Linked DNA regions of Homo sapiens: region 2 is linked to region 1. Evidence: chromatin loops called from intact Hi-C (ENCODE). Cell type or tissue: sigmoid colon. All regions are shown on one strand. Links, peaks and the distances in the headings refer to the core of each region. The heading gives the core; the rest is flanking DNA.

Region 1 (11,133 bases), core at 3,145-5,644:
GGGTAAGGATCGGAAGCTAACCTGACTGTTCACAACTGGTTTGGAGACTTGGACGGTGCACTGCAGCTTTGGGGCGCACTGATGAGGTCGGGCACTGAATTGGGGAGGGGGTTATCATCCCCACATAGACAAGGAACTCAGTTTCTTGGGGCACCCAGACACATAGCAGCTTTGACTCTCTCAAGTGACTTTGAGGTAGGTGAGGTCAGCTAGTAGGAGCCAAAGCCAGAGACAGAGAACCGGATGTATGGTGACCATGGTGACTGTCCATGACAGATTGGCTTTTGGACACAGGTGAAGATCTGGGGACCCTGGGTGGCACTAAATTCCCTCTCCGGCAGTCAAGGGGGCAAGCATCAGGCTTCTTTCTCAAAGCCTTGTCTCCGTTGCCTCAGATGCGGTGACCTGTCCTGCACAGTCTGCAGGCTCTGCTGCTCACTTCCAGCTCAGAGATGGGGCACAGCCGGAGCCTAAACCTCCTGCTCCTCGGGTGGCAGGCCAGGCGGGCCACAGGACTGCAGAAGGCAAGATGGCAGCAGCTGAGAGAAAGGACTTCCTCTGCCTGTCACCACCCGATGGCCCTCTTGCTTCCAACCCACAGCCTAGGTGCCTGGCAGCCTGATTCTCAGGGCATTCTTCTGTGGTCCTTGGCTCTCCATGCTGCCTCTGTCTTCTGCTCTTACCCTGTTCTTGACTCAGGTGCCAGCCACCTTTCCCACCTGGAGGAGCACCCCCCCATGCCCAAACCAAGTTATACCTCATGTGGGGGGTGTGAGAGAGAGTTTCAAACTTCTTCCAAAGGTTCTTTGACATGTTCTGAACGTCTTAATGTTGTTCTGAACATTAGATACTTGTTAATACCCCACTGGACAGATAAAGAGACTGAACGCCAGGTGCGGTGGCTCATGCCTGTAATCCCAGCACTTTGGGAGGGTGAGGTGGGCGGATCGTTGAGCACAGGAGTTTGAGACCAGCCTGGGCAACATGGTGAGACCTTGTCTCTACAAAAAAAAAAAAACAAAAACAAAGATAAAGGGACTGAAATGGAAACTGACTTGCCCAAGGTCAGTTACCAGGGTGGGGCACCCAGATAGCCAGGCTCCCTATTCCAGCTCGGGCCTCCCCAACGCCAGGTCACCACCTCGTGCTGAGCACTGAGCACACATAGCTTGCATATCCCAAGTCCCCTAGGACAGTCTTCTTTTTTTTTTTTTTTGAGACAGAATCTCACTCTTGCTTAGGCTGGAGTGCAGTGGTACGATTTCGCCTCACTGCAATCTCCGCCTCCCAGGTTCAGGCGATTCTCCTGCCTCAGCCTCCTAAGCAGCTGGGATTACAGGTGCATGCCACCATGCCTGGCTAATTTTTGTATTTTTAGTAGAGATGGGGTTTCACTCTGTTGGCCAGGCTGGTCTCGAACTCCTGACCTCAAGTGATCTACTTGCCTTGGCCTCCCAGGATTACAGGTGTGAGCCACCACGCCCGGTCAGTACTGTTTTATGATGGCTCTTTAGTACTCCTTGGAGGAACAGAGCCACCTTCTTAGGCCTGTGGGATCACTACCTTAAAACACTGCTTCCTGTGCCTCCTGTCCCCACCCATGGGCGTCCCCTTCTGGCCTTCTTGGGTGCCCTTGCCAACTATGCCACAAATGGTCCCTCCAGTAGAAAGCCCCTCAAGGGCCAGAAGGGGCAGGGGACTTTCATTCTCATTTTTTACACCTTTTAAAAAAGTATTTTCTTTTTTTTTTTTTTTTTTTTTGAGACAGAGTCTCGCCTTGTCGCCCGGGTTGGAGTGCAGTGGCACAATCTCGGCTCACTACAACCTCTGCCTCCCAGGTTCAAGCGATTCTTCTGCCTCAGCCTCCCAAGTAGCTGGGATTACAGGCACACGCCACCATGCCCAGCTAATTTTTGTATTTTTAGTAGAAACAGGGTTTCACTATGTTGGCCAGGCTGGTCTCAAACTCTTGACCTCATGTGGCCCACCCACCCTGGCCTCCCAGAGTGCTAGGATTACAGACGTGAGCCACTGCTCCCGGCCTGAAAAAGTATTTTCTAATTTTATTAGTATTTTAAAACTTGGTACTGTGAAACATAGCACCTATTTTGTTCCTCATTTCACTTTGGAAAACCCCCAGGTTGAGTTAGTGGGAGTTGAGCCCAGTCACTGTTGACCGGCTGCATGGGCCTGGGCAGTGCTGAGACTTGGCAAGAGAGCCCAGGGCCCCCTGAGGACCAGTGGGGCACAGAGAGTGGCTACGGGTGTAGCATGGGATGGAGGAGAGGGAGAAGCTGCTGCCCGGTCCATCTCTGATTCGTGGAGCTGATTTTCCAAACACTCTAAGGCCTCGGTTCACATTCTGTTTCCCACAGAGGAGGCTCTGCGTCTCTGAACTGTTGTCAGGCCCCACCAGGCTCTTCACTGTTTGGAGCCAGATCTACGGAGCCAAACTGCCTTGACCTGCTTTCTGAGGAGGGGACAGGCAGCAAGTGCCGGACCTAGCCAGATTCAGCCCGCAGAAGGTGTTCCAGACTCCAAGCAGCCTGCTGGCCTAGCTCCAGGCCCAGGTGGCTGCAGACTCCACAATGGGTGACTCAGGTAAGCTGTGCTGGACAAACAAGCCAGTGTTCTCAGCCCAGCAGGGTGATGCCTGTCATAAGCTTTCCTGTCGTCATTGTACCGCCATTTCCTGAGGGTGGCCTTGCCAGGCCCGGAGCCAGGGTCCATGGAGACTGGTAGGAATGTGGTTATCTTGGTTTATGTCTTGTTGCCAAGGTGCTTCCCAATGCTTCTAAAGCTGGGCTTGGCGCTGATCCACCAGCACCTGTGCTGTCTGATGGTGGCATGGAGGCCGCTGGGCTGAAAGAGGCCTACTGAGACCACAGACAGTCTGGTGAGGAGATACTGGTATGTGTCTTTCTCATGATCCTAACACCTATAGTTTTGGTGCTCCCTTCCTTCAGGAGTCCCAAAAGACCAGGCAAGCTGGAGACACTTGGCCAGAGAGGCAACTGGGCTTAAACAGCCAGCTTAAACAAACAGCTACTATTTCCTGAGCACTTCTCATGTGCCAGGCACTGCTCTAAGCACTTCACATATGCCAATGAATTCTCAAAACATTCCTGTGACACAGCTACTAGTATTATCCCTAATTTACAGATGAGGAAGCTGAGGCTGAGTCATAGGTTCAGAAACACACAGCTGGTGACCAGTGAATCCAGGATCTGTACCCAGGCTATGGAACCTAGAGCCTGCTAGATCCACCTGCCAAGCTACCTGACCTAGAGCTGGTGTTTTTTTTTTTGTCCCCCTTTATTTTTCTTTTTTATAAACAAGGTGTCTTGCTCTGCCACCCAGACTGGAGTTCAGTGGTGCAATTATAGCTCACTGCAGTCTCGAACTCCTGGGCTCAAGCGATCCTCCCACTTCAGCCTCCCTAGTATAATGGGACTATAGGCACGTGCCACCACTTCTGGCTAGTGAGCTGGTGCTCCTAACTCTCACAGGGTACTGCCTCTCTTCTGCTCTGTCATGATGACTGTAGTGCAAGAAGGGGACTCAGCAAGAAGCCTCAGGATTCTAGGCGTGGCTCAGCCACAACCTGCTGTGTGATCTTGGCCTTCACTCCCCACTCTGGCCTTCAGACTCCTCAGGGATTAGACCAAGTAGTCTACAACTCTGCTTCCAGTTCTGTGGCTCTGACTCACGTGGAAACAGCAGTGGGGAAAGGCCCTATCCCTTAGCCCCACCGGAAGTGTCTACTGCTGATTACCAAGAACAGCCTCACGGGCTTTTGAGAAGGGCAGGGAGGATCAACTCCTGACCTGGTGACACTGATGGAGCAAAGCTGCTTCCCCACTCCACACCTCAGTTTCCCCACTCCTTCCAGTGGAGATAATGACCTCTGTGTGCTCAGTGCTACTGTGAGTCAGGGTTAATTAGCATTAGTCATAGACTTGGGAATCCTCACAAGAAAAGGGTCATCTGGTGGGTCTGGGCTGTGCCCTGGCTGTGATGAGACACCACTCATGCCCCTGTGAGTGTGTCATCATGCTTCATTAGTGGCTTGCCTAACTTTGCAGGTCGGCCCTGGGGTGGCCCAGCCCTGAGTGCGGGTGCTGAGATCAGCCAAAGGATGACACCTGGGGAGGGCTGCATGTGTCCCAGGGTGGCTGCCAATGGCTCACAGTCCCCTGGATTTCCCTTTCGGTTGACTTCCCATTCAATCGGGTTCTTATCATTGCTACTCGAGCCACTATTCCTGGATGCAAGGCCCCAACTCTGACCTTAAATTTAGAGGTTTTTTTTTCCTTCTCTGTCTCCTCAATAAATACCCATTCTCATTTCTGTCTCTCTGCTGACTGTTTCAATGCTTTCAGTTTCTTTCTGTTTCCATCACCGCACTTGGTAGAGCTTAAGTGGGGTTAGGGGAAAGACCCTGTAACAAAATAAGGACAAAGTAAGAATGATGATGTCTTGTGTTGGCAAGTCCAGCTAGGTAAGCCAGAAGTGGAACATGGGGGACATCTAGTGGCCGTAGTGGGTACTGCTAGCATTCTTGCCTGGCACCGAGGTCACATTCTTGAACTTTTTTTTTTTTTTTTTTTTTTTTTTTTTCTGAGACAGGGTCTTGCGCTATCTCCCAGGCTGGAGGGCAGTGGTGTGATCACAGCTCACGGCAGCCTTGACTTCCCAGGCTTAAGGGATCCTCGCACCTCAGCCTCCTGAGGAGCTGGGACTACAGGTGCACGCCACCACACCTGGCTTTTTTTTTTTTTTTTTTTTTTGGTAGAGACGGGGTTTCCCTATGTTGTCTACTCTGGTCTTGAACTCCTGGGCTCAAACAATCTGCCTGCCTTGGCCTCCCAAAGTGCTGGGATTACAGGCATAAGCCATCACGCCTGGCCTCATACCTGAACTTGATTCTCAAGTTGGCTACAGTGACTTGCCCCAGCTCTTGGAGACTTGGGAGATGGCACGATCCTTAGGAGGGGAGATTTTCTTATCACTTAATAGCTGATAAATTGCATTTCCCTTGACATCTGGTTTCTCTGGATCTACAGAAGAAAGGTCTCAGGCTGGGCACGGTGGCTCACGCCTGTAATCCCAGCACTTTGGGAGGCTGAGGCGGGTGGATCCTTGAAGTCAGGAGTTCAAGACCAGCCTGGCCAACATGGTGAAACCCCATCTCTACTAAAAACACAAAAATTAGCTGGGCGGTAGTGGCATATGCCTGTAATCCCAGCTACTCAGGAGGCTGAGGGAGGAGAATTGCTTGAGCCTGGGAGGTGGAGGTTGCAGTGAGCCGAGATCCCACCACTGCACTCCAGCCTGGGCGACAGAGACCCTCCCTGTCTCAAAAATAAAAAAAGGAAAAAAAATCAGTCCAGCATGGTGGTGGGCACCTGTAGTTCCAGCTACTACGGAGGCTGAGGCAGAATCACTTGAACCCAGGAGGCAGAGGTTGCAGTGAGCTGAGATTGCAGTATTGCACTCCAGCCTGGGCAACAGAGCAAGATTGTCTCAAAACAAAAACAAAAACAAACAACCCAAGTAACAATGGAATTAAACATCGTCATGCATGTATAACTATGTCCTTGGTTAAAGGCAGGCAGTGGGGTCTGCCTTGGAGGCTGATGGGCTGAGTTTGAATCCCGGCCCTCACTTACTGGGCTGTGTGACCCTGAACAAAGTAATTAACTTATGCTTTTGTTTCCTCATTTGTAAAAATGGAACAGTAATTATACCTTCCTCATAGGACTGCTATGAGGCTTAAATAAGATAAAATGCTTAGACCAGTGCTTGGCAAACAATCTGTACTTACAAGTGATAGCTATTTGCAGCAGTAGTAAAATCAAGTTTCAGAGGTTCTCCTGCTCAAGACTGATTCCCCACATTTCAGTAGGAGGTAGACTCCAGCTGCAGTCTTGGTTTCGCTATCACTTTTTTTTTGAGATGCAGTCTCCCTCTGTCACCCAGGCTGGAGTGCAGTGGCGCGATCTCAGCTCACTGGAACCTCCGCCTCCCGGGTTCAAGTGATTCTCCTGCCTCAGCTTCCCAAATAGCTGGGACTCCAGGCACCCATCACCACGCTCGGCTAATTTTTGTATTTTTAGTAGAGATGAGGTTTCACCACGTTGGCCAGGCTGGTCTTGAACTCCTGACCTCAAGTGATCCGCACACCTCAGCCTCCCAAAGTGCTGGGACTATAGGTGTGAGGCACTGCACCTGGCCTTGGTATCACTTCTGATTGGCTCAAAACCCGTTGTGCCGTCAAGTTATTCTTGTGTGCCTTTCCTTCTGCTCCATTGGTTCTAGTTAGGTTGGACAAGACTGGCTAAGAAATGGACACAGAGGCTAAAAAGGATTTTCTTGTCTCTGTGATCCTGGCTTCCCCGTGAGAACTATGAAGGCCTTGGAGGTGAATCTTGAGTCCCTTCTAGGCTTCACATTTTCTGTTCCTACTACCATCCCTTTGAGGGCTGTTACTGACACACTATAGGAAACAATTTTCCTCCATATCTGCTTACTGGGATATCAATAGGTGGCTAATAGAAAGAAGTGAGTACAGAAAGCTGAAGAGTATGTTATTATAATGATCTGACTTGTTGGATAATCTCTGGATAAGTGACCAAATCTCCATGACCTACCTGTCCTACACAGAGGCCTTTGTATGTTCCTGTTTCCCTCTCTTCCTAATTGGCTTCAGCTATACAACAGTCAGTTCAACTAGAGAGGCACTGTGGCAAGAAAAACAATAACCACCACAGCTGTAGCCAAGGAGCAATGAGATAAAAGAGAGTATGGGATATAGATGGAATGAATGGTCTCTAATTAAAGGGTTTAAATGCAGCATTCACTTCTGAGGGCATGGGCCAACTGACCAGGATGGCAGCTGTATAAAGCCAAAGAAAACCTAGAATAGAAATAAAACTAAACATAGAAAGGAAAACTGAGGAGAAGGAAGTGTTTGTACTTTTGTCGATGGTCAAGCTGTGCGTGCAGCTGTTTTTATTGCTAAGATGGAATAGGATGGAAGGGATTCAGAAGTGGCTCTCAGGCACCCACAACCAGAAGAAGAGTATAAGTGAGGAAAGCCCCAAAGAGAATGCTCCACCTGTTAAGTCTATTAAAGTTGGCTGAAATCAAAAAGGAGCCAGGAGAAAGACTCTCTTCTGGGCACTAGTATCCCGTGAGTGGCTGCAAGATACTCCTTTCTACTGTGAGAGGGAGATCTCAACTTTGAGCTTGGGAAAGAAAACCATAGACTCACAGTGCTTGGAAGATATTCCCAGCTGTATCGTAATGGAAAGAACAGAAGCTGGGAAAGATGGATTTCAGTGTGGCTCTGCCTCATTCTAGCTATATGACAGCTAGTTATTAGATGTCTTTGAGCTTCAGTCTTCTCGGTAAAAACAAAATCTACTTGGATGGGGAATGCAACCTTTGTTAAAACACAGAATCCTAGAGGATTTAGTGGAGAAAATTAGTAAAAGGAGAATCTGAAGTTTGGGGGGACTATAATAATGGGGTATGAATAATCTGGAATGGCAAGGGCTCTTCAAAATGCCACCACCTGTCCTGATCACTGAGACCAAGTACTGCAAAAGAAGGTGCTGGCCTGGGAGGTCAGGAGGAAGGCGCTGAAGTTCTATTTACCAGCAGGAGACAACACAAATCACATAGGATCCTCATAAGCTACCTAATGTGGCTAACACAGGTGGAAAAATTCCTTAGAATGACGACTTTTAATGCTACCTTTGTGGATAGTCAAGTAGCAAAAATGAAATTTCAGGCAATTATCTTCTTTAAAGGGATCTAACAAAAGGAAAAAAAAAATTCAGGCTGGGCGCAGTGACTCATGCCTGTAATCCCAGCACTTTGGGAGGCTGAGACAGGCAGATCACTTGAGGTCGGGAGTTTGAGACCACCCTGGCCAACATGGCGAAACCCTGTCTCTACTAAAAATACAACAATTAGCCAGGCATGGTGGTGCATGCCTGTAATCCCTGCTACTCAGGAGGCTGAGGCAGGAGAATCACTTGAACCCGGGAGGCAGAGGTTGTAGTGAGCCGTGTTCACACCACTGCACTCCAGCCTGGGCAACAGAACAACACTCTGTCTCAAAAAAAAAAAAAAAAAAAAAAAAAAATTCAAATAAAGAATCAAATTAGGAAGAGTGGGTTCCTAGAAAGGCCAAACTAAAAATGTTTACATGAGCAAACCACAAGACGAATGAATAAAGGCCTGGGGTTAAAAGGATGTCCCAGGGTGTGGAAGAGAACAGATGCTTTGGGAAAGGAAGCTCATGTGCTCAGTCCCATCTGAGAACACCCCATTATGCTACTAAGCTGGAATGAGTATATTTGAAAGCATACTCACGCCAGCTCAGTAGCGTATTCTCCAGAAACGGTGACATGTAGACTTGAACTCATGCTGTTAAAGAGGATGGCATTAAGATCTCTTGTGAGAAGACAACAAGGTTGAGAGCTTTACTCTACATGGCTCTATAGATCCTAAGCTTTTTTTTTTTTTAAAGACAGGGTCCTTTGTGTCACCTAGGCTAGTCTTGGACTCCTGGGCTCAAGCAATCCTCCCAAATAGCTGGAACTACAGGTGTGTGCCACCACTCCTAGCTGATTTTAAGCATTTGAAACAATGATCTTTGATTTCTTCAACACATTGAATCCTCCTCTCCTGAACTCCATTTCTAGACAGATATTTTCATATGTAACTGAACTCAATAAAAAGTGAGTAAAAGTAAAAAACTATTATCATCCATTAACACCTGAGGGGTTCTCTGTCTTGGTTAGGCCTCAACCTCAAGGTCATCTTTAATTCTTCCCCTCTTCCTCATGCCCAAAACCAATCATGAAGTCATTGCTGAGATTTCTATCAAATTATGCCCCATTGCAACTGCCATGGCCACTGCCCTCACACTTCCCTTAAATCCTTCTTGTCTTCCCTAAGCCAGGCTATTCAGAGACACTGGAATTATCTTCCTAAGCACAAATGTCTTTTTTTTTTTTTTTTTTTTTTTTCTGAGACAGAGTCTTGCTCTGTCACCCAAGCTAGAGTGCAGTGGCGTGATCTCAGCTCACTACAACCTTCATCTCCCAGGTTCAAGTGATTCTCCTGCCTCAGCCTCCCGAGTAGCTGGGATTATAGTCATGTGCCACCACACCCAGCTAACTTTTGTATTTTTAGTAGAGACGGGCTTTCACCATGTTGGCCAGACTGGTCTCAAACTCCTGACCTCAACTGATCTGCCCGCCTCGGCCTCCCAAAGTGCTGGGATTACAGGCATGAGCCACCATGCCCAGCCCAAAATATTCTTTAAGAGTTTCTCTTTCCCTAGAGAATCAAGTCCAAACTCCTTAGTATAACATACAAGACTCTAATCTGGCCCAACTTCCATTTTCTTTTCCTTTCTTTTCTACTCAACACAGAGTTCTAGCCACAGCAGAATACCTGCTCTTCCTGGAACATATCCTACATGCTGCTCATTTGCTTACAATGCTCCCTCAGTCTCGGATGTGCATATTTTTAACCGAGGGTCTATCACGTGTCAGGCACTGTTTTGAATGTTGAGATTAAAACCAGGACAAAGTCCCTGTTCTCATGGAGCCTGCATCTCCCACTCATCTCCAAGGACCAGCTCAAATCTACACCTTCCTCAAAGTTCTTCCCAACGACACATGACCATTCACTTCTTCCTTTTTTATACCTCTCCTAGACTAGAGCATTTAGCAGTTTGTCCCGCAACATTTATATACCAGTGTGTCTTCTGGCCTGGCCTATATACTTCTTAGAGGTAGAAAGTAGGTAGTCATTCATCTACAGGGGCTAGCACAGTGCCTCACACATGAAAGAGAATGTTTCTTGAATTACACAAAGTCTATCTCAATCTGCTTCAATTTATATTTTTATTTACATATTTATTTTTGAGACAGGGTCTCACTCTGTTGCCCAGGCTGGAGTGAGTGCAACGGTGATCTTAGCTCACTGCAGTCTGCCTTTCTGGGCTCAAGAGATCCTCCCAGCTCAGCCTCCTGAGTAGCTGAGACTACAGGCAAAAGCCACCATACCTCACTAATTTTTTTCTATTTTTCGTTTAAGACAGGATTTCTCCTTGTTGCCCAGGCTGGTCTTGAACTCCTAGACTTGAGTGATCCTCCTGCCTCAGCCTCCCAAAGTGTTGGGATTGTAGGCATGAGGCATCATGCCTGGCCTCTGCTTCCATTTATGATTTTATTTTATTTTTTAATTTATTATTATTATTATTTTTGAGATGGAGTCTCGCTCTGTTGCCCAGGCTGGAGTGCAGTGGTCGATCTCGGCTCACTGTAAGCTCCGCCTCCCGGGTTCGCGCCATTCTCCTGCGCTCAGTAGCTGGAACTACAGGCGCCCGCCACCACGCCCAGCTAGTTTTTTATATTTTTAATAGAGATGGTGTTTCACCGTGTTAGCCAGGATGGTCTCGATCTCCTCACCTCGTGATCCGCCAGCCTCGGCCTCCCAAAGTGCTGGGATTACAGGCGTGAGCCACTGTGCCTGGCCATTTTATTTTTATTTTTTGACCTGGACTCTTGCTCTGACGCCAAGGCTGGAGTGTAATGGCGGCAATCTCACTGTAGCCTCCTCCCCCGGGGTTCCAGCTATTCTCCTGCCTCTGCCTCCAGAGCAGCTGGGATTACAGGTGCACGCCGCCACACACGGCTGATTTTTGTATTTTTAATAGAGACAGGGTTTCACCATGTTGGCCAGGCTGATCTTGAACTCCTGACCTCAGGTGATCCGCCCACCTTGGCCTCCCAAAGTGCTGGGATTACAGGCGTGAGCCACCACGCCCGGTCAGATTATTAATTTTTGTTGGGTGTAATATGTTGGAGAAAAGTTATATATATATAAAAATATACATAAATATATATATATATATATAATGAGACGGAGTCTTGCTCTGTCACCCAGGCTGGAGTGCAGCAGACGATCTCGGCTCGCTGTAGCTTCCACCTCCTGGGTTCAAACGATTCTCCTGTCTCAGCCTCTCCAGTAGCTGGGACACCAGGCACCCGTCACCACGCCTGGCTAATTTTTGTATTTTTAGTAGAGATAGGGTTTCACCATGTT
Region 2 (11,133 bases), core at 3,619-6,118, 400 kb before region 1:
CCTTTTACAAATGCAAATAAGGCTACGTGAGCTATGTTCATGCCACTGCACTCCAGCCTGGGCAACACAGTGAGACTCTGTTTAAAAAAATAAATAAATAGTGCTCACTTTGGCAGCACATATAAAATCGCACATCTACAACCATCTGATCTTTGACAAACCAAAACAAGCAATGGGGAAAGGATTTCCTGTTTAATAAATGGTGATGGGAGAACTGGCTAGCCATATGCAGAAAACTGAAACTCGATCCTTTCCTTACACCTTTATACAAAAATTAACTCAAGATGGATTAAAGCCTTAAATGTAAAACCCCAAACTACAAAAACCCTAGAAGAAAATCTAGACAATACCATTCAGGACATAGGAATGGGCAAAGATTTTATGATAAAATTGCCAAAAACAATCGCAACAAAAGCAAAATTCAACAAATGGGATCTAATTAAACTAAAGAGCTTATGCATAGCAAAAGAAACTACCATCAGCTGGGCGTGGAAGCTTACGCCTGTAATCCCTGCACTTTGGGAGGCGGAGGTGGGCAGATCTCTTGAGGTCAGGAGTTCAAGATCAGCCTGGCCAACATAGTGAAACCCCGTCTCTAGTAAAAATACAAAAATTAGCTGGGCGTGGTGGCATACACCTGTAATCCTAGCTACTTGGGAGGCTGAGGCAGAAGAATCACTTGAACCCAGGAGGCAGAGGTTGTAGTGAGCCAAGATCACACCATTGCACTCCAGCCTTGGCAACAAGTTTTTGAAACTGTCTCAAAAAAAAAAAAAAAAAAAAAGAGAAATGCAAATCAAAACCACAATGAGATACCATCTTACACCAGTCAGAATGGCGATTATTAAAAAGTCAAGAAATGACAGATGCTGGTGAGATTGCAGAGAAATAGGAATGCTTTTACACTGTTCGTGGGAATGTAAATTAGTTCAACCATTGTGGAAGACAGTGTGGCGATTCCTCAAAGATTTAGAACTGGAAATACCATTTGACCCAGCAATCCCATTACAGGGTGTATACCCAAAGGAATATAAATCACTCTGTTATAAAGATACATGTACACGTATGTTCATTGCAGCACTATTCACAATAGCAAAGACATGGAATCAACCCAAATGCCCATCAATGATAGACTGAATAAAGAAAATGTGGTACATATACACCATGGAATACTACGCAGCCATAAAAAAACAAGATCATGTCCTTTACAGGGACATAAATGGAGCTGGAAGCCATTATCCTTAGCAAACTAATGCAGGAATAGAAAACCAAACATTACATGTTCTCACTTATAAGTGGGAGCTGAACAATGAGAACACAGGGAGGGGAACAACACTTACCGGGGCCTGTCAGGGGAGGATGGTGGGGGAAGAGCACTAGGGAAAAGAGCTAATGCATGCGGGGCTTAAACCTAGGTGATGGGTTGATAGGTGCAGCAAACCACCATAGCACACGTTTACCTATATAATAAACCTGTACGTCCTGCACATGTACCCAGGAACTTAAAAAAAAAGTCAAGTGGTTGAGGATTTTATAATTGATTTTTTAGTCTTAAAAAAAGGAAAAAACAAGAAATAAATAAATACCATTTAAAAAATAAAAAATGCAAGTGATAGCTTGCCATATACACAGTTCTATCCCTTGTGTTTTTCATGTACATATCTTGGATGTGATCTTACTGAATGCTCTCTCATTCTTTGTTATAGCTGCATAGTGTTTAGCAGTGTTTCTGATTTCTCTCTTGTCTCCAACATCTACTCAATTGCCAAGTTATATTAATGATGTATTATTTTTCCTATGGCATCTCTATTCCCAGTGCTGATTAGTTTAGACTTTCACGCCTGGATTGCCACAATAGCCTCCTGTTTGTCCTCTCCTTAGCCTTTCCTTTATTTCATGCTATTCCGTTAGATTCATCTTAAGTACCGCTCTGATTATGTTATTTCCCAGCTTAGCAATTTTCTCCTTGCCTGCAGAATCTGATGCTACGTTCTCTCCATTTTTCTTACTGCCCCCTCCTCCTTCATGCTCTGAACTCTTAAGTCACACCGAAGAGCCTGATGATCCTAGAACAGACCTTGTGAATTTTCACGGGAGCGTTTTCCATATTGTTACTTTACCTTGAGGTAGATGACATTGCCACCAAGTCCAAAACCACCCCATCCTTCAGTTCAGCTCAGACACTAACTTTCCTCTGAAGGCCTACTGATCCCCACAATTAGTCCAGCAAGCTAAAAGTGAGTCTGGCAAGGTGCCTAAGATACATTTAAGGGGTTGCTCATTCTCAGGGTCATGCAAGTGCCAACGCTGCATTCACACACCCTGAGAGTGGGTGGCTTCTTAAATTTTGCCTCCTCAGTGACTTGCTTACCTCTTCCTAGTCCCAGCCTTTCCTTAGCAGTCCTAGGCCTCCTCTAAACTCCCAAAGAGCTTGATTTGCACATCTCTAAGGGTGTTCTCTTCCTAGCCTGCACTGTAGTTATTGAAGTACAGACTTCATTTTCTCCCCACTAAGTTCCTTGAGGGCGGCACCACGCCTGACCCACACTGGATCCCTGGTGCCTCTCCCCGAATCTCACACACAGCCCACGTGTATTTGTTACAGCTCTTTAGGTTAGGACTGTCTGCTCACCTGAAACCATGCTCAAAGGACTTTCGTAAAAAAGACAAAGGCAATCAGGAGCTATTCAGGAACTTAAGAAACCCAAAGGCAGGAATCCTGTGGGTCTTAGGAAGAGAATCAGAAACTAGAGCACTGTGGGGACTCCAGGAACTCCCGCCCCACTCCCGCCCGCTTCCCCTCTATCTGCTTCTCTGTGTGCATCTGCCTTGCTCCTCTCTCACTAATGATGGACTTTCTGTTTCTCACTTCATTTAGTGGAAAATTGCCTCTGTCTACAGCTTCCAAAGTTGGGTAACTTGTAGCTCAAGTACACATACACCAAAGGGCATAGAGAGAAAGAGAGATCTCAACTTTGATTTCAAAATCTCCGTGAAAGGCTCTAATTGGCCCAGGTTGAGTCAGGAACCTGCTTCTGGACCAACTATCTGTGGCCAGAAGGCACTGCAGGAATATGGCAATCTTGGGGACCTCGGTGGTGTTCATGCATCTTATCTCTATAGCTCCATCATTAGCGTGATCAGCTCCATCATCAGCTCCAGCTTCCAGTTTCTGTGTCTCTTAGCCAAACAAACATTCTAAATTCCCAAGACAGAGAATAAACTTGGCACTGCCTGGGTCAGGTGACCACCCTTGAATCACGCAGCAATGGGGGATAAAGAGAGACAGGGTCTCAAATATAGGCATGACTGGTGGAGGTCATCTCTGTGAATGAGGCAGTTTCTACAGAAGGGGGACTCTGTTGACTAGTGAGTCATACCCAAAGATGAATGCAATGATTGAATGATCTCATTTTAAAAAGAGCAACTGTCCAAAGCTATTAGCTAAGTATTAGACAGTTATTAGAAAACTCAAACTGGAATCAGTCTCTGAGCCTTGATTAAACTTCTGGTGGCTGGGCATGGTGACTCACACCTGTAATCCCGGCACTTTGGGAGGCCGAGGCAGGTGGATCACCTGAGGTCAGGAGTTTGAGACCAGCCTGGCTAAGATGGTGAAACCCTGTCTCTACTAAAAATACAAAAATTAGCTGAATGTGGTGGCACTTGCCTGTAATTCCAGCTACTTAGGGGGCTGAGGCATGATAATTGCTTGAACCCGGGAGGTGGAGTTTGCTGTAAGCCAAGATTATGCCACTGCACTCCAGCCTGGATGACAGGGCAAGACTCTGTCTCAAAAACCAAAACCTTTCTTCCCAATGTCTCTCAAATCTCTCCCTTCCCTCTATTCCACCAACACCACCATAGTTTGCACTCAGGTCTGATGCTCTGCTGGGCCTTCTTCACTTCCATTCCAGCTGCTGACTGTACCGAGTAATCTGCTCCAAACACGTGGCTTTCCTGTTGTCACCAGTCACTCGGTCTGTCTGAAACCAAACACATCCTCTTTCTATTGAAATTCACTTCCCATTAGAAGACCGTCAACGACACTAACATCTCTTCAGCATTTAGTTCTTGAACACCTGGAATTACTTCTGACTTTTGCCCTCCTACTCCTTCACTATCTCATCAGTTATCAAGCAGTGTTGAATTTTTCTTTATCGCCTTTGTTGGCGTTCTTCTTTTCATTTCTTCCAGCCATCTCCAACCTGTTAGGGAGTTTAGGAAATTGTTCAAAGACTGATTAATAAGATGGTATGGAGAGGATGTTTGGTTGGGGATGTGGGAATGTCTGAATCCTGTCTTGGCCAGCCATCTCTACTCATCAGGAGTGTGGGGAGTACATGTGCAATGACACACCAGGGAAAGGAACACTTTATTATTAGCTGGGTATGAACCACAATGCAGAAGTCAGGAAAGATAGGCTGGATTCTGGTCATCTCTGTCTATCCTCCCCACATCAATGCCCAAATTTGAGTCTTGGAACTTTTCTTCCGAGTGGGATAGAGGCACACTAACCAGAAAAAGTAGAGAGAAAGACAAATCCACAGCCTCTTTGCCCCAAGCCCGGGGCCTTGCTAAGACTTTTTCTGTGGGCCATAGCCTTAGGGCCTGGCTACCTTGTGGGAGAGGGAAAGAGAACAAGCTGGCTGGGCTGCCTCTGAGAAAGGCAAGGGCAGCCCTTGTTACCACTCAGAGTATGTTGAAGAACGGGAAAGACGCAGCACTTTCTGTTGAACGTGTTATCTTTTAAGGGCTCCATCCCAAGAAAATGTTATTCCATATTCTCCAATTTTAGTAAGATTTTCTTCCTTTGTGTGTGTTTGGTGGTGGGGAGATGAAATTTCTTCACCATCCTACCTCCACCTTGGGGGAAGGAAGAGGGTGGGGAGGGAGAAGCCTTGAGCGCCCTCTAGAGACCAGAAGCCCAACTCACTCCCTGGTGAATCTACACTCCTATGACCTTAGTGCTTAGCTCAAAATTGTCAACTGTCTATTGCCTACTAAGAACCAGTTCCTTGGCAGGCATGGTGGCTCAGGCCTGTAATCCCAGCACTTTGGGAGGCCGAGGTGGGTGGGTCACCTGAGGTCAGGGGTTCGAGACCAGCCTGGGCAACATGGTGAAACCCCGTCTCTACTAAAAACACAAAATTAGCCGGGCGTGGTGGCGCATGCCTGTAGTCCCAGCTATTTGAGAGGCTGAGGCAGGAGAATCGCTTGAACCCGGGAGGCGGAGGTTGCAGTGAGCCAAGATCGCACCATTGCACTCCAACCTGGGCAACAAGAGCGAAACCTCATCTCAAAAAAAAAACAAAAAAACACAATTTCTAAGGAGGCCATTAGAACCCTCTACAGTCTGGCTCAAGGCACCTTTTTTGGTCATTAGAATGACTTTAGGATAGTAGCAGATAGGGAAAGCACAGAAAAATGAATGCCAAATTTAATCATCCAGCGAACAGACTGGCTGGATCTAATCAAGAGGGGAAGGAACCTGGGTGAGGTTACCAGAATTTCACCTACTTCATAACCAAATCAACAGATCCAACAAGAATTAAATAAGGCATCACGGGAATCTAATCTGTAGGGAAGGGTGTGGGGAGACCCTTGTGGAAACAGCATCTATGTGAAAGGGACTTGATGTGTTCACAGTGGTAGCAGAAGAATCTCTGTGTCTTGACTCTTAGCCAAAAATCTCCAGCCAAAACACAGCCTCCCCTGTTCTCCTGCAAAGGTAAGCCCAGTCCGTTTGGGGCAGTAACCTCAGTTTGCTCAGAATGGTAAATGTCATTTAATCCTAAGAAGGTTCTGCATTAAAGATGAGGATAGTAAAATAAATCAGATCTGCAGTATTCATACTTTTGTGTTAACCTTGGTAATATTTTGTTTAATTTTGTATTTTCAATGTTTGTAAGATTTAGTATTTATCATATTAGAGAATCTGACAAGTTTCACGAAACAAGAGCCTTACTAAGTTTGATGTTCTCTGCCATTTTCTATTTCTTTAATGAAATGTTGGTAATGACCCACTAAGTTACTTATGTGTTTCATCAGTGGGTACTGGCCTGAGACCCTGATAATGGTTAAAAGTACAACTCTGAGGTCAGGCTGATGACTTTCAGATCTAGCTTATTGTCTGGGTTTGGGCAAGTAACCCCTATATGTCCTTGTTTCTTCATCTGTAAAATGGGATAATATTAGTAACTACCCAGGCCGGGCACAGTTGCACACCTGTAATCCCTGCACTTTAGGAGGCTAAGGTAGAACGGCTTGAGCCCAGGAGTTGGAGACCAGCCTGGGCAACAGGCATCTGCCTGTGGTCCCAGCTACTCAGGAGGCTGAGATGGGAGGATTGCTTGAGCCCAGGATGAGACTGCAGTGAGCTGTGTTTGCGCCACTGTATTCCAGTCTGGGAGATACAGTGAGACCCTGTCTCAAAAGTTAAAAAAAAGGTAGTACCTACCTTGTGGGCTCTACTTGATAATTAAATGAGAAAGAAGATAATGTGCATAAAGGCTTCCACTAGGGCCTGACGCATCGTGAGCGCTCAATAAACGTGGGGAGTACTGGGTGTGATGACAAAGGGTCTAATGCACCCAATCTTGGGAGATGAAAAAATGCTGCCTGGAGGCGATGGTATTAATGTTGGGATCTGAAAGAATGGTAAGAATTATTCAGGTGAGGATTCAAGTAAGTGCATAGATGGTGTAGAGAGAAATGAAGTTATGGGCAAAGGGAACAGCCCTTGCAACAGTTGTGAGGTGGCACAATTTCCAGGCTTAAATGACCTGAGAGCTTCCCAGTTTTGAGTGTAGCCTGAGAAATATCTGTGGCAGATGAGGTCAGAGATGGCAACAGGGATGAGATCACCAATGGCCCTGTAGCCACCTCAAAGAATTTTAGACTTTATCCTACGTGTTAATCAGATCTTTTTAAGAGTCTTAAACAGGGAAAAAACATGATTTTCTTTCTTGAAAGACCATTCAAGCTGTAGTGGATTTGGAGAGGGCAATTTCGGTGGCAGGGAGACCAAGAGGAGTCTACCGCAGTGTCTCTAGGAGAGATGACAGTAGCCTGAACCAGAGTAAGAACTGACAGGGAACAACAGTTTTAAAAATCTAATTGGGGCTGGGTGCAGTGGCTCACGGCTGTAATCCCAGCACTTTGGGAGGTTAAGGCAGGCAGATCACTTGAGCCTAGGAGTTCGAGACCAGCCCGGGCCAACAAGATGAAACCTCATCTCTACTAAAAATACAAAAATTAGCCGGGCGTGGTGGTGGGGACCTGTAGTCCCAGCTACTGGGGAGGCTGAGGTGGGAGGATCCTTGAGCCCAGAGAGGTCGAGGCTGCAGTGAACAATGATTGCACCACTGCCCTCCAGCCTAGGTAATAGAGTGAGAATCTGTCTCACAAACAAACACATCTAATTTAACATGGGGACTCCAGAGACAGAGGAAAGAGTAATGGATCATTTCCAGGTTTCTGGCTTGAGCACTTGGGTGGCTAGTGTTGGCACTCTCCTAGAAAACACTGGAGAAAAAGACATTCAATTTTTGGATATGTTGAATTTTGAGGTTAATAGAATCTTGAAAATTAAAGCTTCCTGATTTTGTTAATCCGTTTTCTGACACCCTTTAGCAATTCTTCAATGCAATGCTTTTCACATTATTATATGCATAAGAATCACCAGGGGTGTGGAGATGGGGATGTGAAAATGCAGGTTCCTAGGCAAACAAGCCAAGATTCTGGATACCAACTGGGTCCCAGGACTCAAAACAATCAGCCTGAGTAATTCTGATGGAGGGAGTCTCCTGACGACACTAAAAAAACAACAAAAACGACCCCTCTGCCGGGCATGGTGTCCTGTAATACCAGCACTTTGGGAGGCTGAGTCGGGAGGATCGCTTGGGCCCAGGAGTTCGAGACCAGCCTAGGCAACATAGGGTGACCACCCACCCCCGTTTCTAAAAGTAAAAAAAGACCCCTCGTGTGTCTCCACCGTTAGGTTGTTTTCCCACTGTCCACCCCTCCCTACTTCTCAGGCACCTGCTTGGGGGCCCCTATTGCTTCGAATAAGCTCCGTGGGAGCCAGGACTTTGTCTTGCTAACAGGTGCATCTTCAGCGCACTCAGAACAATATCTGGCACAGCACGAGACACCTAGAAATGTTCGCCGAACGATCGAATGGCTGAATACATTCATATGTTGCTTTGTACAAAAACTTGCTTTCAAATATCTGGGAAGAGTTAGAGATAGGAAAGCAGAGGTCATTTCAAAGAGAGAGAGTGAGGATACCACCGGGAAGGCAGCGCCGAAAAAACCAGAGGGGAACCACTTGCCGATCCCCCAGGCACAGTCTGGAGGTCCCAATTCCCGCGGTAGGGGGGCGAGAGATGCCACTCGTCTGATCAGCAACCATTTTGGGCCCGCTTGCGCCGCTTCTCCGGGGCGTCCGCGTTGTGCTCATCCAGTTGCTTTTGAGGTTCCGGCCCCCTCCAAACCTCTGAAGCGCTCCGTGCACGCGACGCGGCGGCGGGGTAAGCTGGAGCCCTCGCCGCGAGCCCTCTCCGCTGCCTGCCCGCAGCACAGCCGCGCCGACCTCCTCATCATGGCGGCGGCCGGGCGGGGAAGCCGGGCCGTGCGTCGCGTGCGTGCCCTCTCCCTCCCCTCCCCCTCCTCGGCGGCGGCGGCGGCGGCAGAAGCGGCAGCGCTCGCCATTGCCGCTGGTGGCAGGAGGCTGCGAGGAGCCGGCGCGGTCGCAGTCTCCACGGCGCAGGCCCACGGTAGCGCAGCCGCTCTGAGGTGAGTGCCCTACCGCGCAATCTCCAGCTATTTCAGCCCCGGCGCAGCCGCAACACGCCGCCCGCCCGCCGGCCGGCCGGCCCGCCCCGCAGCCGGCACCCTGCCGCCCCCGGCTCTGGGCCTGGGCCCCCGCCGGATTCGGCCCGCCTCGGGCGGGGGGCCCCGGCCCGGCCCAGCCAAACCGCCACCCCGAGGATGCGCAGGCCGCACTAGGCCCCAGGCGTCCTGGCGGGCTCGGGAGGGAGGCGCTGCCCTCCCGAGAGCCCCAGGGTTCCGGCCTCCTCCGCCGCCTGGGGCTCTCGGGGCCGCGGCCTTCTCCCCGCCGTGGAACCCGGGGCCCGGCCTTCCCGCAGCTCGGGAGCGGGAGGCGCGGGAGAGTGCGCCGGGCCCGGGAGCGGGAGGTGGGCGGGCTGCGCGGGACCGGAGCCGCGGCTCTCGGCTCGCCCCCTCGGCCCTTCCCGGCTCTCGTACGCGGGCGGGCGGGCGGGCGGCGCGGTGGGGCCGGGCTGGGGCGCGGGAGCCGCTGTCTCCTGCGGGAGAGGAGGCTGGCTCTTTGGGCGACCTCCGAAGCTTCCCTCCTGCCGGGGTGGCGTGGGCTTGTTACCCAGGTAGACTGGGGGACGCTGGAATATGGCGCGTTGCCCACCTTCTTGCAAGTTAGGAGGTGGCCGGGGCGGCAGTTCGAGGAGGAGGGCGCAAAGTCCTTTTGTACGCAGAAATAAGGAGCGACATTGTGTTTTCTTCCCCAGCTGAGATGTGCCCGCGGAGGGGCCGCGGTTCTTCCTGTGCCTGGGGTGGTGGTCCCCTGGGTGAGGGAGAGGGGGAGTGGCACGCCCCTCCGAAGGAACAGAACCTTTTGCCACTGGAAAGACAGGGGCTCTGAGATGGCCGTGTGCATGGTATTTTCCCATATCCCCAGACCTTTTCGGGTTTGTCATTGAATGTTGTGCACTCCATCGTGCAATGATGTCTGCTGCCTCTCTCACCTGTTGTGTCGTGGCTGCTGGTCCCAAAGTTTCTGCAGTGTATTTGGCTGTGCCCACCAGAACTTGAAGTTGTTTAAAAATCTTAATACTTGGGGGGCTTCCAGTGATATCTGCTCCAACCAGTTGGAGGAGCTGTTGCCTGCTCTCCATTCTTCTTAAGCATTAGATTAGAATATATTAATTGCTTATTTTAGAGCTGGTGTCAATCGTGCTGATTTCTTTATGTGGTCAGAGCAAAATTCACATTTTTTTAAGTGTTCAGAGACTGCGTATTGAGAGACGCATAAGGAGAAAGGTAGTGTGAGTGAGCCTGTCAGCTTGGGCAGTGTTGGGCAGAGCTTTTGTCCCGGGACATCATCTGTGCTCACAGTGATCCTTTTTCCCATTCCATCTCAGCCTAGCCTTTTAAAAAATTATTTTTCCTTTGGGCTTGACCAGTAAGTAATTGGGAAAGGGGGGTGCTGGAGTCTTGGAGATGCTGTTTGTGTGTGTGTGTGTGTTTGATTCATTAGTATCCCGACTCCCTAAAATTGTATTTGACAGTTCTTGACAGGTTACCCCGTAAGACAGTGAAAATATGACTAGTTCTCTCCGTGCATCTGAGTGTAATTTCCTTATTTTATGAGTCCGAAAGCAGACATAATTATCACATGCAATGTAGAATATTTATTCTTAACTTGGATCCTAAATTGTGGGCAGAATTTTTTTGTGTCAAGGGGTTTTTTTTTCTTTTGATAGGACTTAGTGGCTTTCAACAGGGCCCATGACCAAAAAAAACAATAATCAGATTAAGAAAACTCTTTACGGCCGGGTGCGGTGGCTCACACCTGTAATCCCAGCACTTTGGGAGGCCGAGGCGGGGTGGATCACCTGAGGTCAGGAGTTCGAGACCAGCCTGGCCAACATGGTGAAAGCCCATCTCTGTTAAAAATACAAAAATTAGCTGGGCGTGGTGGCAGGCGCCAGTAATCCCAGCTGCTGGGAGGGGCGGGGGCGGGGGCTGCCGAGGCAAGAGAATCGCTTGAACCTGGGAGGCAGAAGTTGCAGTGAGCCGAGATGGAGATCGCGCCATTGCACTCCAGCCCGGGGGACAAGAGCGAGACTTCATCTAAAAAAACAAAAACAAAAACTCTACTTAATCTTTTGGCCCATCCTTATTTGAAGTCCTTTAATTTCCTCACACAGCCTCAAACTCGACATATAGGAGGGAAAATGACTTTTTGCTTAGTAGTCAGTGGTCATAGTCTCCTGTAACAAAGAAAAGTTCTTATCCCCAAGTCGGCAATTTTTGTGGAAATAGTTCTCTTTTTCTTTTTCTTTTCTTAGACGGAGTCTCACTCTGTCACCC

Evidence for each region. Hi-C counts contacts between places; a loop is a spot of excess contacts. Peaks named below come from ENCODE experiments on the same cell type or tissue, not always from the same donor. Only the 100,000 strongest peaks of a DNase experiment are listed, where the experiment ranks them.
Region 2: it touches region 1 in a loop (2.4-fold over the local background); 6 of 110 quality-filtered maps call a loop at or near these places.

What each region holds. Positions count from the first base shown.
Region 1 is chr7:130,006,501-130,017,633 of GRCh38, forward strand. It overlaps UBE2H-DT (UBE2H divergent transcript), which reads left to right. Exons shown (of 4, transcript XR_007060520.1): 3 at 2,376-2,601. Among named protein-coding and RNA genes, the nearest start is that of ZC3HC1, 39 kb to the right of the region's middle. RefSeq lists enhancers at 1-498, 499-999, 2,104-2,183, 2,284-2,353, 2,737-3,936 and 2 more. In sigmoid colon, for the core only: a CTCF peak has its summit at 4,531 (motif pointing left); a DNase peak (open chromatin) is centred at 4,551.
Region 2 is chr7:129,603,026-129,614,158 of GRCh38, forward strand. It overlaps NRF1 (nuclear respiratory factor 1), which reads left to right and starts at 8,695. Exons shown (of 11, transcript NM_005011.5): 1 at 8,695-8,799. RefSeq lists enhancers at 3,729-3,778, 3,789-3,878, 8,113-8,162, 9,843-9,982 and a silencer at 8,553-9,542. In sigmoid colon, for the core only: CTCF peaks have their summits at 4,896 (motif pointing left) and 5,109; no DNase peak of the experiment used is centred there.